Regions from separate parts of the Homo sapiens genome. Here region 2 is linked to region 1. The links are chromatin loops, found by intact Hi-C in ENCODE. Cell type or tissue: heart right ventricle. All regions are shown on one strand.

Region 1 (8,000 bases):
AATTCTGTGCCCAGGAGACAAGGCAGAACTTCAGGCAAAACTGAAGAATTTGCTTCATTAATATAAAAAACATCACGAATGATATCAAACATCTATGTAAATACTTTTTGAAAGATACTCTAATTCTCTTGGATAAGAAGGGGGAAAACTGGAGTTTTAACTACTAGAGCAAGATTACACATTAAAAGAATGACTACATAAATAAATATAGTAGTAAAATATTAAATATTTATATGGCATTTCATTATTTCTAGAACATATAGGTAAGTTTTAATCTGCTCAATCAAAATGAGGAAATAAAGCTTCCAATAAATGTTAATGTTTGGATTTTAATGTTAATCCATGTTAAATGTTACATGGCTAGTTAATTGGTGAAAGTCAGGCCTGGTATGCGGTCAAGCACTCTGCTTGACCCTACCACACCTTCTAAGGACCCTACCACACCTTCTAAGTAGCACATTTATTCTTTTAGGACATAGAAAAAATGTACGAACATAGTTACCTAAAAGCTCCTGGGTTGGTCCTGCCAAGACCTAGAACAAGGGATTCTGTGATTTCCATGCTCTCAGAACGCATCATTGGAACTATGTGCTTAAACAAGGATGAAGGGGATGGGATGCCAATAATCTGGAAAAAAAATATCGTATTTGTAACAGCCACTAATGATACTATGTCCAATTAGATAATCTGAGATTTCAGTAGTCTTATGTCAAGGATAAATGGACAGGTGAAACTTTACTATGAATGATACCTCAAATTTCACCTGGGGTGTACATAACTTAAAAGGTTAAATAGCTTGTCCAATGGCTTAATGCAAGTTCATTAACAGAACTTGGGGCTCCTAATTTCTTACAGACACTCATGATCATATAATAGGCTGACTCCCTTCATCAGATACTCTGTACCTTTTGGTCCATGAACATGAAGAAAACAAAATGACTTCTAAAATAGTCATCAGTGCTAAAGTCAGACACGCTGGTCTTAAGTTTTGTCATTTTCATGAAAACTAAACCACTGTTCTTATCAAGTACCCTTTAGATCACTACGTAATTTAGGGAAATTCTAGAAAGGCGTTTAATTATTTAAATGATTCCTTTTGGGTTCTGAGAAGTGTGAGAACTATAAAAACTAGAATATGGGAAAATAGGTATGACAATTTCTTTAAAAATGTTGAGTATGATAAACTGAATGAGCACGGGTCTTTCTTTCCAATGGAAAACTATGTACGTATTATTGATTCCAACTAGGAATCCATAAAAGCAATGATGGGCTTTCTTGAGGTATTTTCCTTTTTGCAAGTAAGTAACACATTTTCAACTGAGTTACTTTATTGTCCATAAAAAGAAATTTTAAAATCTTATTTTTATGGGGCCATTCAGATTTCATATATCCAACAGTGGATCTGAGAAACTTACTTTAGAATCAATGCTATAGCCGCTATCTGGGGTAGACGCCAGCGTCTCAGGAGGAGAACATCTCACAGAACCTGCAGATGTGGAAGATGACGATGTTGCTGCACTGCAGCAAAGGATCAGATAGTTTCTCCACAGGCCAATGTATGAGTCACTGCTTGTGGTGGTATTTACTTTCTTAGCATTGATGGGGCTACTAAGGAAAAAAAAAGAAAAATAGGCAGATATGAATAACACAACACGTTTTTAAAAGTTTATTTTAACTAATGCTAAATTTCTTTTTTTTTTTTTTTGAGACAGAGTGTCACTCTGTCACCCAGGCCGGAGTGCAACTGGCATAATCTTGGCTCACTGCAACCTCCCCACCTCTCAGGCTCAAGTGATCCTCCCACCTCAGCCTCCAGAGTAGCTGGGACTACAGGTGTGTGCCATCACGCCCAGCAAATGTTTTGTATTTTTGGTAGAGATGAGGTTTCGTCATGTTGCCCAGGATGGTCTCTAACTCCTGAGCTCAGATGATCTACCTGCCTTGGCTTTCCAAAGTGCTGGGATTACAGGGGTGAGCCACCATGCCTGGCCTAATGCTAATTAGAGAGATGGTTAGCATAAGGTTTTTATTACTAGTACTGTTTTTGTGGACTGATATCAATGAATAAAGTAATGGATTAAAAATTAAAATATGTTACCAGATCATTTTAACATTATTACTCCTGTGATAAAAGTTAATATTTTATTGGGCCATATTTTATAACTTACTATGCATACTCAATGTAGAAAGAAAACAAAATCAAAATCACCTTTAATCCCACATGAAAATAAACACTGCATATTCTATATATCTTTAATTCATATACATGAACTATAAGTGCATGAATACATCTCTTTTAATTTATACGAATTAAATGTTTATTTTATTTTGTATCTACCTTTTAGACTTACGTATTTTTCACCTCTCTATGTAAATTAATATACTTCTGTGACATTATTTTGATTAACTATATGCTATATCAATATAAAGTATCATATTTTATATAACCAAAGTTTTGTTGTTTGACATTTTAGCTAATAGCAATTTTTCCCTATTATACACAATACTATACATTTGAATATATGGTTAATTATTTTCTTAGGTAATTCTTGAAAATGAAATCACAGAGTCAAAGAAGATACATATTTTCAAGGCTTCTGCCAAATTTCTGTCTTGAAAGATTACATCAATAAAATATTTTGAAACAATTCCATAAATCTTTCCAAATACCGAAATTATGTTAGAATTAAGAACTGAGAGCAAAACGAAAGAGGAAAAATACAAATATATAATCCTTGCCTTCAACTAGTTTTGTAATATGTTAAGGTAAGTAATGCAAACACATCACTTTGTTAATTCAGCAAGAGCATCATAGAACAATGTCCTAGTATGTTAGAAAACGATCTAAGCACTGGTAACGTATCAGTCAAAAAAACTGTCAAAAAAATCACTGCCCTCATGCAGGCCATGGGAGACATACAATAAAGAAATAAATAAAACAATGTCAGATGGTGCTAAGTTTGATGAAGAAAAATAGAGCAGAAAAGGGAGATAAAGAATGCTGGTAGGATATGGGGTTATAATTTAAAATATGGTAATTAGGGAAGGCTACTTAAGGTCATAAATGGTATGCAAGGTGGCAAATGTCAATCTTTATTTAAAAAGTAACATCCAGACCAGGTGTGGTGGCTCATAGCTATAATCCCAGCACTTTGGGAGGCTGAAGTGGGAGGACTGCTTGAGCCCAGAAGTTCGACATTGCAATGAGCTATGATTACACCTCTGCATTCCAGCCTAAGTGACAGAGTGAGACCCTGCCTCTTTAAAAAAAAAACAAAAAACAAAACACAAAACAAAAAAGAAATCCAATACACAATACCTGAGAACATATATATACAATTAGCATGTATATGTAGAAATATATATACATATATATATATTCAAATCCAAAAGTAAGAAGGACTACTCTGGGTAGGAAGTTTAAGAGATTTTAAAAAATAAGATTGAATTTGAACTATATTAGATACGGATATGCAAAAATTAAAAAAAAAAAGGTATCCTACGCTCATGTGAACAAAAGCTCACAAAATGGAAACTATCAACCACACTTAATGAACTCTGAGGGGATAATTTGGTTCCAACTTTGAAAGTATTGATAGAAAGTAAGAAAAAAGGTACAGAGTGAAGTCAGGTTTGAAGAGCCTTTAATGTAGGCCTCCAGTGATAGGTCAATCCAGATGCTGGGTTTACATGGGCAAGTTATATGCTGAGAGGACTCATTCCATTCAATGTGATCAGTGGTGTACTCTGTAAGGAGAAATCAGGAACCCAAACCCAGATTCAAAAATTCTCCTCTGTATTTAAGAGCAAAAAAACAAAACAAAACAAAAACTAACTGAAATTTATAATGACCTTGGTCAACTCTCCATTTCATCATCAGTTATTCCAAATCTTTACCAACATCCTCAAATCTCCTACTCAGTGTGTTATTACCACTCCCCACCAGAAGGTGGCCTTCCTTACACTGTCATCGGGAAAAGTAAGGCCACTGAGCTGAGTTTCGCTCTGCTTCTCACCCTTTATCTACAAACTTCTGTGTCTACATCCATACTCATCCTTAGATTCTTTCCCAATTTTTTCCCTTAACACAGATTCGATGGACACAACTATGTACCAAGTACAGTGTTATTAAGTAAATTAATAATTAAAATTTGGTGAGACTGTATTACATGAAAAGGATGAAGAAGTTATGAGACTATGTCCTTGACAACATTCTTCTCCCTCCTTAAGACATCAATGCAGTATCACATATTATTTATGGGCCTTCCAATCTGTAATACTTTTGAATTTTTCAAATAAATACATATGAAAGCTGACAGTCTATACATTTTTAAATTTACACTAGGAAAATAACTTACTTTATATCGACCTGAGGGGACAACAACTGAAGTCTTGTGTATGCAAACATCCAAGCATAGCTCACAGCTGTAGAGCAGTGTTTAGGAAGATTTTCTTGCTTTAAAAAACTGGAGAGACTTATAATCCATGGGTCTTGGCCTTGGGTCACATGTGCAAATATCCATATATGTGATGGACTAATCACATCAAACTGGTGGCTAATAGGAGAAGAGTTCCATTCTGCTAAAGTTTGTAAATCTATCGAGCTAGGGCAATAGAGCAAAGTAGTCTATATGGAGAGGAAAAAATTGATTATTACACATTTCAATAACTTTGAAATTTTACCATATAAATTGCTTTAAACTGAAAGTGGTGTATTAGTAGTTTCTAAAACAAGATAATATAAAGTCCATGGTAGGTTGAAGGGAGTAGAGAATTCCTGAAACTGCATGTAAAGTTTCTGTATGTGCATACATGTCTTTTTTTTGGAGAGGGATTCCACTGTTTTCATTATTCTCAAGAGGACTATAAACCAAAGAAGTTCAGGACCACTATTTAAGTAATTCTTAAATAAATATCCAAATTTCATCGTATACCAAAAGCTGCCAGAGAACTAAAGAGTGAACCATTAACTTTCATGTTGACCTGTATCTATGTATGTGTGGAACAGACTCAAAAATGAGCTCTTCTCCAGAGGTATATATTCTTAAATACTTGTTCAATATTTGAACTCTTATACTGAAGAGATAAACATTTATGTTCAAAGAAAAGTATATTAAGCACTGCTTTAGGCACAAGAAACAAGTCATCCATTACTCTCTTTTTGGAATAATTCATAATTTATGGTTAATATCTAAAACAAAATGTTTTGAATTGTATAGATCCTTTCATAAAATAACTAGAAGAGAGGCTTTTAAAGGTTCTTACCACAAATAAATGATAAACACATGAGATGATGGATACACTAACTACCCTGATTGGGTCATTATACAATATAGACATGTATGGAAACATCAAATTGCACCGCATAAATATGTACAATTGTATCTATTTAAAAATAAATAAAAATTAAAAATTAGTTTTTTAAAAAGTTTAGCATCATGGTAGCATCATGGCGGGGGGGAATTGTACAGATTTCTAATAATCTCTTAGGCTTATAAAACCTTATTACCTCCCTTGGCTACATATAACTCATGAATTATAAGAATCAGGTGTTATGCCGCAAGCTCTTAATGTTATGCATTAACCTCTTGACCATGTATTCTAAAATAGGAGGAAATATTTTTAAATAGTAAGGTTTTATAGCTATTCTTACATCAACTTTGGAATCTTAATATATGACCTTTTACCCAACCAAGACCAAGCAAGAAAGTTTGCATAAACTTTGTTAGTAATATGTTTGTGGACAAAGTGTTTCTCTCCATTTTAATGAGTCAAATTACATATGACATTGGTATAAAACACTATGTACTTAATCCACTATACTTAAACTTATGTGATACACAAAAAACAGTTGCCAAAAAAGCAGGGTGTAAGTTTTTGCTTTGAGTATCACCATTTTTTTCCCGTAGCATTTTCACAAGTATTTCTATCTCACGAATATTATATGCCATAATAAAGAGCAAACGGTAGCATAAAGATTCCATTTAACAGAAACTTCTTAGATTGGAAGGATGAGAATTTTACAAACATAAAATAATTTTTATTTCTATGTAGAAGAGTACTTAACCAAGTATAAATGAATGTCACTTTTTAAGTACTACTCTTAAGCATTTTCTACTTTTCAAAAATACTTTCTAACTCATTACATTTGTTAAGGAAGTTATTTTATGTATGCACATGTACATGTATACATATGTGTCTGTCATAAGTCTCAAAACAAGATTGGGTAGAATGAAGTCACTATAGTTACCTGATCAGCCCCAGTGAGATGTATGAAGCTCTCAAGAATGGATGGGCTTAGCCTGTCCATCACATCTATGGCTAATTCATCATCACCCTGTAAAAAAGACATCATATGTCTAAAAAAATTAGGAATGTTTAAGCAAAGTAGCCAAACCCAAGTAAACACTAAAAATTCACTTCAGCACTATTTTTTTTTTTTTTTTTTTGAGACGGAGTCTCGCTCTGTCACCCAGGCTGGAGTGCAGCAGCGCCATCTCGGCTCACTGCAAACTCCGCCTCCTGGGTTCACGCCATTCTCCTCAGCCTCCCGAGTAGCTGGACTACAGGCGCCCGCCACCACGCCCGGCTAATTTTTTTTTTATATTTTTAGTAGAGACCACCGTGTTAGCCAGGATGGTCTCGATCTCCTGATCTCGTGATCCGCCCGACTCGGCCTCCCAATTGAGAACGGTAGGTTAGTTTAGACCCATGGTAGTAACCTACCTACATGGGATAAGGATGGACAAAGAGATGGTTTTTAAGTACTTTCAATAGATAACTGAATGAAATACCTAAATCTTACCTTAGGTATTTCCAGAAGTGCAAATAAAGCCCGTATTTCTCTAAGGACACTGACGGCTAGTCTCCTAGTGGCAGGTCGACTGCTACAGAGAATGACAAGCGCAAAGCCTTCAACCACATGGAATACATTGGAATATGGGCTCCTTTCCAGAGGAGGGGGATGAGAAGCTCCATTAGCTACACCATGCTTGAAAAACAGAAGTTAAAAACAAAATATAAAAATATATGCACAGACATTTCCGAAAAACAGTTAATAAAAAATAAAGCAAATCATAGTGATTATGACTACCGGTCTGCCTCAGCTCAAGCAATGTAAATCGCATGTATTTTATAAAAATGGAATAGTGTGCACAGTGAAAACATTTCACTGGCAGTCTAAATATGAATTCTGTACCTAACTTCTACCATTCTCTGACTATTTTGTAACCTTGGAACTGACAGTTGCTCTTCATCTGATTTCTATGTGGAAAATGAGGGGATTGTAGTGTATCTTTCACACTCAGAGTGTGGACCAGCAGCCTGGCAATACCTGAGAGCTTCTAAGAAACTCCTGAAACTCTTTCTTAGGGCCCTGTTGATTTGCATGCTCATTAAAGGTTGAGAAGCTAGGGTGGCTTCAATGGCTCGGGTCTAAAATTTCAAGGTTCTATGATTTACACATTATCATAAATCAATGATTTGAGCATCTTTTATGGTTAAGGAGCACAGTTACTGTCTATGTGAAACAGGGACTGGTGACATGGATAAAACAATCAAATAACCCAAATGGAAGACTACCAAAAATTTATTGTACTGGCTTTAAATATATTGGAAACAACCTAAAAGTGAGCTGGAATTATCTCTAATTTCTATGCTCATTAAAAACCCAAAGAAGAAGATTAGAAAAGTTAGACACATAAACACTATATATTCACTACAGGAACTATGGGAAAGTTCAGTTTAAGGGATTAGGAACACATTGAGAGTGAATAGAACTAATAATACTTTTAGTGTTTGATAAAGTAAATCTGTATTAAAACCATTATTGGTCATTTAGCACTGACCACATACAAAAGGACAATAGAAAAGAATCTGGTACCTGAGTGTCCTGGTTTTTATTATGCATTTGGGCTGCTTGTTTCCACTGATTTATTAATTGTACCAACATCTTTACGGCATTATCAAGAAGTGTGGGATGGACATCAGTCACTTCACGA
Region 2 (8,000 bases), 280 kb after region 1:
CACTGCATCTGGCCTTCATTGTTGTAAATATAGAGTTGTGTCCTATTGGGAGTACATGTTCTAGAATAAAGGATTTTATCTCGATTCAATTTGGCAAACACCTTTGGTTACTATAGTTTGGACTTTTCTTTTGAATTCCCAAATCTTATCAATCCCATCTCTTAACAGATTTCAGCTTTTCATTTTAATGCTTCTTAAACAGATAGGCAAGCAATATAATCCCCATGAGAGAGAATTTGTATCTGCTTTAGCAAATTAGTGTTTATATAGATTCTTAGCTGTGATATTACCTTCTCAATTGACATGGGAAACGGGCATGGTTATTGAAATTAGACCTGATTTAAAGTGCTTTTTCTTTCCAAGAACTTTCAAACATACTAAAATTATCTTGAAAGGCTGGGTATACATTTCCTATTTTTCTATACTGACAGTGACTGCTTTTAAGATGTATAAGTGGGTCAGGACTTTTTAAAAGTGTTTTGTTGGCAGAAAGAAACAGACCTCATTTTACTGATTATAAATAACTGCGTTAAAAATTATTTTGAGGCCAGACGCGGTGGCTCATGCCAGTAATCCCAGCACTTTGGGAAGCTGAGGCAGGAGGGTTGCTTGAGCCCAGTAGTTTGAGACCAGCCAGGGCAATATAGTGAGACCTCATCTCTACAAAAAACCAAGTGGTGGCGCATGCCTGTAGTCCCAGCTACTTGGGAAGCTGAGGGGTAGGAGGATTGCTTGAGCCTAGGAGGTGGAGATTGCAATAAGCCAAGACTGCGTCACTGCACTATAGCCTGGGTGACAGAGCAAGACCCTGTCTCAAAAAAATAAAAAAAATTATATGTATATATAATTTTGGAAATAAGCTATATGAAAGAAGTTATTTTAACACTTCTTTAAGATATAGGCAATGACTCATATTTCTTACTACAATATGATTTTCATTTACAGGCACTATTATCAAAAGTCAAAATATGACTCAAGTGTGAGTGGTCAATCATCTTTTGTGACATCCCCAGCAGCAGACAACATAGAAATGCTTCCTCATTATGAGCCAATTCCATTCAGTTCTTCTATGAATGAATCTGCTCCCACTGGTATTACTGATCATATTGTCCAAGGTAGAAACTTCTCTTGAAATGAATTTCAACATTTTATGGTCCAACGTATGTATAAACTTTATTTGATGACCTTTTCTGCTGGATATCACCTGTGTGTTCTACCATCAATCATCAACCTAAACTCAGCATGTTTGTTCATTTGTTTCTTCATTCATTCAACTTTTCTTGAGGACCAGTAGGTGTCAAGGACTCTGCTAGACGTGGAAGAAGATGAATAACACTTGGTTCTTGTCCCTGAAAAACTTTCAGTCTGTTAGAAGATATAGAAATACAAGGATGAATTACTAGTATGTCCCAGTAATTGAAAATACTAAGGCAAGCTTAGTGGAATAGTGAAGAAGAAATGATAAATCGTGTCTCAGGAAGTAGAGCTCCAGGAAAGGTATAAAAAGGTTACATTTGATAGGCTGGGTTTTAAAGGCTTTCAGCTTCCCTGTCTGTAATACAAGAAAGAACTGTTGTCAAGTGAGAAAATCCATGTGAAAATGCTTTGTGAAGTTTGTAAATACTAGCTTTGAAGATCACACATGTAAGTGCAACAACATCAATTTTGTATTAAGGCTTGGATTTGAATCATGATTGACATTTGCTAGCTATGTGACCTTGTAATACTACTACTACATTATAATAATGTAGTAATATTATTATAACTACTTTATGATCCTTTCAGTTTCTTGATCAGTTGAATGGAGATGATACTACCTCTCTTAATGAACTGTTGGAATTAGAGGAAATAATCAGAGGCAATGTCTGGCAAATAATAGACTCAAAAAACATTAGTTTCTTTCCTTCAGTCTAGTCGGCAGTAAAAGATGAGGAATTAGAAACGGGAAATACAGGTCTGTAATTCTTTATCTAAAATCCTGAAATTCAAAAAGGTTTAAGCCAAGTTTTTTTTTGTTTTTTGTTTTTTTTTTTTTTTTTGAGATGGAGTCTTGCTCTGTCGCCCAGTCTGGACTGTAGTGGTGCGATCTCGGCTCACTGCAACCTCCGCCCCCCCAGCTTCACGCCATTCTGCCTCAGTCTCCTGAGTAGCTGGGACTGCAGGTGCCCGCCACCACGCTCGGCTAATTTTTTGTATTTTTAGTAGAGATGGGGTTTCACTGTGTTGGCCAGGATGGTCTTGATCTCCTGACCTCGTGATCCGCCCGCCTCGGCCTCCCAAAGTGCTGGGATTACAGGTGTGAGCCACTGCCCCCGGCCTGTTTTTGTTTTTTAATAATTAAACTGGTAATAAAATCTGACCTGAATTCATTTAGCAGAATACCCTGACCTAAATTCACATAAGTTATATAAACGTAGACTTTATTTACTTTGCCAGATAAGATTTTTCCTTTATTTCATTATAGAAATATTAATGTGTTTGCTTACTCATTCCTGTCCTAAACCTCTGAATGGATGGATATTAAGTAATATAAGGGGTATTTACTGTAGTATTTTTCTAAAACCTCAGAAACTTTGAATAGTGAAACATACCTGACCCCAAGGTTTGGATAAGGGATTATGGACCTTTGTAGAGTATACTCTTTAAATTTTAAAAGATTAGAGGGAAAGAAGTTAAAGGGAGGGGAGGGTATACAGTGGAAAGGGAGAAGTTGATTATAGGTCAGAGAAGGTTCTAGAGAATGCAGAAGGGGGTTCTAGGTAGGTCAGAGTAGCCGCTAGCCATATGTGGCTATTTAAATTAATTAAAGTTAAATGAAATTTAAAATTCAATTTCTCAATTGCTTTGGTAGCATTTCACTTGCTCAATAGTCACATGTGCTAGTGGCTACCGTGTTAGTGCCAATATAGAACATTTTCATCATTGCAGAAAGTTATGTTGGACAGCACTACTTAAGAGCAAAAGTCGGGGCAAAGGGGTGAGTATTAGCCTTGTATAAAGGAAGAGACAGGAAAGAATGGAAGTTCAGATGATTAAAGAATTTGGATGAAAGTTATTGAGAGCTTCTTAATCCTCAACTCTGATTTTTTTATTTTTTTCTTTAATGGTTGGAAGCAAAGGCATCAAATTAGTCAGAAAAGGAAGGAAGGGAATGGGCAGATTAGGAGAGAATGGCTAAAGTCACTATCTTATCTCCAAAGGCAGCTGTCCTTGTTCCTCACTATGTCTCATTTAACCAGTCTGAAGTTCAAATCCATTCTTCTTGTACAGTAGTCCCCCCTTATCCATGGGGGATAAGTTCGAAGACCCCTGTGGATGCCTGAAACCTCAGATATTACCAAATCCTTTATGTTCTATGTTTTTTTGATCTAGATGGCTACTAAGTTACTAACAGGCATGTAGTGTAGACAGTGTGGATATGCTGGACAAAGGGATGATTCAAGTCCTGGATGGACCAGAGCAGAACCTCACAAGATTTTATCACACTACTCAGAACAGGGTGTAATTTAAAATTTATGAACTGTTTATTTCTGGAATGTTCCATGTAATATTTTCAGACCATGGTTGACTGCAGGTAACTGAAACCCTGGAAAGCGAAACCACAGATAAGGGGGCACTACTGTATTCTAGACATGCACTAACTCTTTCCTTGTGATGACTTGCATCTTCCCCACCATTTGCATTAGGAAATTCTGTTATATAGTTTTTTTCCATACAAAAGCCAACAAACAAAAAGCCCTTTGGTATCTACCCACAGACTACTTAGCAAGGCCATGTCTTAATATTATTTTATGCCTTCCACAGCAGCCATCCATCCATCCACTGCTCTGCCTTCTGACCCCCTTCTCTAAATCAAAGTGGCTACTTTTTTACTGCTCTCCACATGGGCCAGCAGTGGCCTGCTTTTGCTTTGCCCCAGATGCTATCCTCCCCTACCAGGGCATCTTATTCTTTGGTTTAAGTCCTACTTTAGTTCTGCTTTCTTTTACCAGGAATTCAGAGAGTTATTAATCTTTTAAAATAGCAAGCACTCCTTCAGAGCTGTTAGGAGACTTAGAGTTTATTACAGTTAGATTTAAATCAGTGCCACTTTACATTTTTTTATTCCTTCCAGTTCTTTATAACCTTCCCAAAATAGTAAATCATGTTCTCTCCATAGTGTGGGAAATTCTCCCCAGTCTTCTTCTGTCTGATGTATATTTTCATTATTTGTTCCAGAATTTTATAATGGTAAAATATTTTTTATAAGAAAAAGTATTAGACCTGGAAGGAACTTCAGAGATCATCTGCTCAAACTACCATATTTCGCAATTGAGAAAACCAGGATTCAAAGAAGCTTAGTGATTTGCCCAAGGACATTTCCTAATTGTCAGCAGAGTGGGGTTAAGAACCCAAGGTTCCTGAAGTACACACGATTTCCTTCAGAATTTTTAATATAACATATATGGTGAAGGGAAATGAGTTCAGTAATTACTTATTACTAATGAAATGCAAAGTGTTTTAATCCCAATATAAGGTTATAATATTTTTCTTTACATTCTTTTTTTAGTAAGAAAAATGTAGTTTTGAACCATCATATAATACTAGAACTAATTAGGAGAAATTTAAATCCTCTTTGCTTTATATAAGTATAGTATATATTTATTTAGCAGAATAAATGTTTATGGTTGAAAATGGCTGGGTGCAGTGGCTCATGCCTGTAATCCCAGCACTTTGGGAGGCCGAGGCGGGTGGATCACCTGAGGTCAGAGTTCAAGACCAGCCTGACCAATATGGCGAAACCCTGTCTCTACTAAAAATGCAAAATTAGCTGGGCATAGTGGCACATGCCTATAATCCCAGCTACTTGGGAGGCTCAGGCAGGACAATCACTGGAACCTGGCAGGGGGAGGTTTCAGTGAGTCGAGATTGTGCCCCTGTGCTCCAGCCTGGGTAACAGAGTGAGACTCTGTCTCAAAAAAAAAAAAAAAAGTTTATGGTTGAAAACATTATTTAATGTATAGTTATGTTGCTTAGAAAATTCTGATTATTCACTGGGATCCTACCTTTGAGTTCTAAATAAGTATCACAAAAATTATTTTTTAAAAAGTTAATATTAAAAGTATATGCCCAATTTGTATGTCTTATTGAAAACATCTTTGAAAAACAGTACTTTTGGTGTGGTATGTGGTAGGTAAGACTTTGTAAGTTAAGTAGTTGTTCACTGAATGTTAGCATCTTTTTTTTTTAATGTTCATATGGCCTTTTTTGCTGTTTATAAATTGTATAAACTATGTTCACTATTTGATCCTGTCAACCAATATTAGGAGTAACCACTGCATTATATTTACATTTGACTCTATGATAATATGTAATATTCACATTTTGACTCTCTTTGGGAGAAATAAAGAATAAATGTTAGTTCCCAGGCCAAAATAACAGTTGATACTTTCTTCTGCATCAACATTGCATCTGTTAGACTGGAATGAAAACAACACATATTCTGATTAAAGGCTATGTTTTATACTTTTCAAGTAATTATTTTCAACTTTTTTTCCTTTTTTTTTGAGACAGAGTTTTGCTCTTGTTGCCCAGGCTGGAGTGCAATGGCGCGATCTCAGCTCACTGCAACCTCCGCCTCCTGGGTTCAAGCGATTCTGCCTCAGCCTCCTTAGTAGTTAGGATTACAGGTGTGTGCCACCACGCCCAACTAATTTTGTGTTTTTAGTAGAGATGAGGTTTCTTGTTGGCCAGGCTGGTCTTGAACTCCTGACCTCAGGTGATCCGCCCGCCTCGGCCTTCCAAAGTGCTGGGATTATAGTTGTGAGCCATTGTGCCTGGCCTATTTTCAGTATTTTTGTTTAAATTTTGTAAAAAGGTAAAATAAATGATTTTTGAAAATAGCTGGAGTTGTTTTCATAGAGTCTGTGGTTATAGGACTATTTAACTATATATTGAGTAAAATCTATGCTATGTCAAGTTTTATTCAGTTGTCCCTAGTAGAATATATTTCTCTTTTAATTCTGTATACAGTATGAGTAACTCCAGTTTAAAACACTGGTATTTTAATGAGTTTAAATTGTACTGTTATATATTATGATACATATTTTTCTTCTGGCTGTGGTTTAGTTTTTAAAATTTTTGATGTCCATTTTAATTTTTAGAAATAAAAGCTTAAAAATATGGGTGGAAGTAGATTTCAGTTTGATGATTATCTTGGTGAAAGTATAGTACCTGTGAAATGGTGGTAATAATTTGATTCTTTATTCTATTTTGATTGTAGCTCCTTTTGTAAGGAGCATTTGTAAAATTTAGTTGCTTTAGAGTTATACAAATCCTTTTATTACCATTTATTAACTGTTTGTTGTTTTAGGACCTGATCCCAACCTTGAAGAAAGTCCTAAAAGAAAAAATATTACATATGAGGAATTAAGGAATAAGAACAGAGAGTCATATGAAGTATCTTTAACACAAAAGACTGACCCCTCAGTCAGGCCTATGCATGAAAGAGTGCCAAAAAAAGAAGGTATGATAGTTTAGTCTGAATCACTTTACTGTTGAGGATTGGAAACTAAAACATTACTTTAAAACAATACTATAAAAAATTAATTAATATGTGATTTAACTCTTCAAGCAATTAACCAAAGTAAAATATTTTTAAAATAGTACTTTACAGTTATCAGTTCTTTTTTTTTTTTTGAGACGGAGTCTTGCTCCGTCGCCAGGCTGGAGTGCAGTGGCACGATCTTGGCTCACTGCAGCCTCTGCCTCCTGGATTCAAGCAATCCTCCTGCCTCAGCCTCCCAAATAGCTAGGACTACAGGCCCCCACGCCCAGCTAATTTTTTGTATTTTTAGTAGAGATGGGGTTTCATCATGTTGGCCAGGATGGTCTCGATCTTTTGACCTTGTGATCCGCCTGCCTCAGTCTCTGAGAGTGCTAGGATTACAGGCTTGAGCCACCGTGTCCGGCCAGTTTTCCATTTTTAAGGTGTTCCAAAGGCCATTTTGTGTTAGAAAATAATGAAGTCAAGGCCAGGTGTGGTGTCTCATGCCTGAAATCCCAGCACTTTGGGAGACCAAGCTGGGTGTATCACTTGAGGCCAGGAATTGGAGACCAGCATGGCCAACATGGCGATACCTTGTCTCTACTAAAAATACAAAAATCAGCTGGGCATGGTGGTGCATGCCTGTAATCCTAGCTACTCGGGAGGCTGAGGCAGGAGAACTGCATGAACCCAGGAGGCAGAGGTTGCAGTGAACCGACATCACGCCACTGCACTGCAGCCTGGATGACGGAGCGAGGCTCTGTTCCCCCCTCCCCCCGCCAAAAAAAGGAAGAAAATAGTGAAGTCCAAATAGTAAGTCTTAAGACAGCAAGATTAGTTTAACACAGGGTAGAGACATACTCATTTGACTGTTTCTCTCTTACAACAAATCTCCTTGGAGATCTGATAGTCTTATTTTCCTAATGATACATCTATCGCATAAGTTGCTGTAGTGACCTGAGGTTGGCGTTGCGCTGTAATACCACTTGTGGCCTAACCACAGAATGATTGAGTAATGAGATTGATTTTCTTGTACATTTGGGTTTTTCTCGTGTTTTTTTGTTCTGTTTGTTTGTTTTTTCTTTTTGAGATGGTTTTATTCTGTCACCCAGGCTGGAGTGCAGTGGTGTAATCATGGCTTACTGCAGTCTTGACCTCCTGGGTTCAAGCAGTCCTCCTACCTCAGCTTCCTGAGTAGCTGGGACTACAGTTGTATGCCACCATCCCTGGCTGTTAAAAATTTTTTTTGGTGCAGTGGGTTTTTCCCTATGTTGCCAAGGCTGGTCTCAAACTCCTGGGCTCAACCAGTCCTTTCACCTTGGCCTCCCAGAATGCTGGGATTATAGGTGGGAGCCACTGTGCCTGACCTTTCTTGTACATTTGTGAATTTGAAAGAGTTATATGCCAGCTTCTAAGGCATTTCTTAAAGATGAATTTTTAAATCCTGGTTTCTTTTAAGTCTTTTTGGAATAGC

Evidence for each region. A loop is a pair of places that touch in the nucleus more often than their neighbours do. Peaks named below come from ENCODE experiments on the same cell type or tissue, not always from the same donor. Only the 100,000 strongest peaks of a DNase experiment are listed, where the experiment ranks them.
Region 2: it touches region 1 in a loop (2.4-fold over the local background); 10 of 110 quality-filtered maps call a loop at or near these places.

The regions. Positions count from the first base shown.
Region 1 is chr4:48,574,615-48,582,614 of GRCh38, forward strand. FRYL (FRY like transcription coactivator) reads right to left here. Exons shown (of 64, transcript NM_015030.2): 20 at 7,883-8,000; 21 at 6,806-6,991; 22 at 6,251-6,337; 23 at 4,359-4,627; 24 at 1,416-1,608; 25 at 503-627. Among named protein-coding and RNA genes, the nearest start is that of ZAR1, 88 kb to the left of the region's middle. In heart right ventricle, a CTCF peak has its summit at 3,953 (motif pointing right); a DNase peak (open chromatin) is centred at 3,954; H3K27ac peaks cover 687 bases.
Region 2 is chr4:48,850,861-48,858,860 of GRCh38, forward strand. OCIAD1 (OCIA domain containing 1) reads left to right here. Exons shown (of 9, transcript NM_017830.4): 7 at 946-1,115; 8 at 6,353-6,505. OCIAD1-AS1 (OCIAD1 antisense RNA 1) reads right to left here. Exons shown (of 2, transcript NR_146806.1): 2 at 1,147-1,365. Among named protein-coding and RNA genes, the nearest start is that of OCIAD1-AS1, 5.3 kb to the right of the region's middle. In heart right ventricle, no CTCF peak of the experiment used is centred here; no DNase peak of the experiment used is centred here.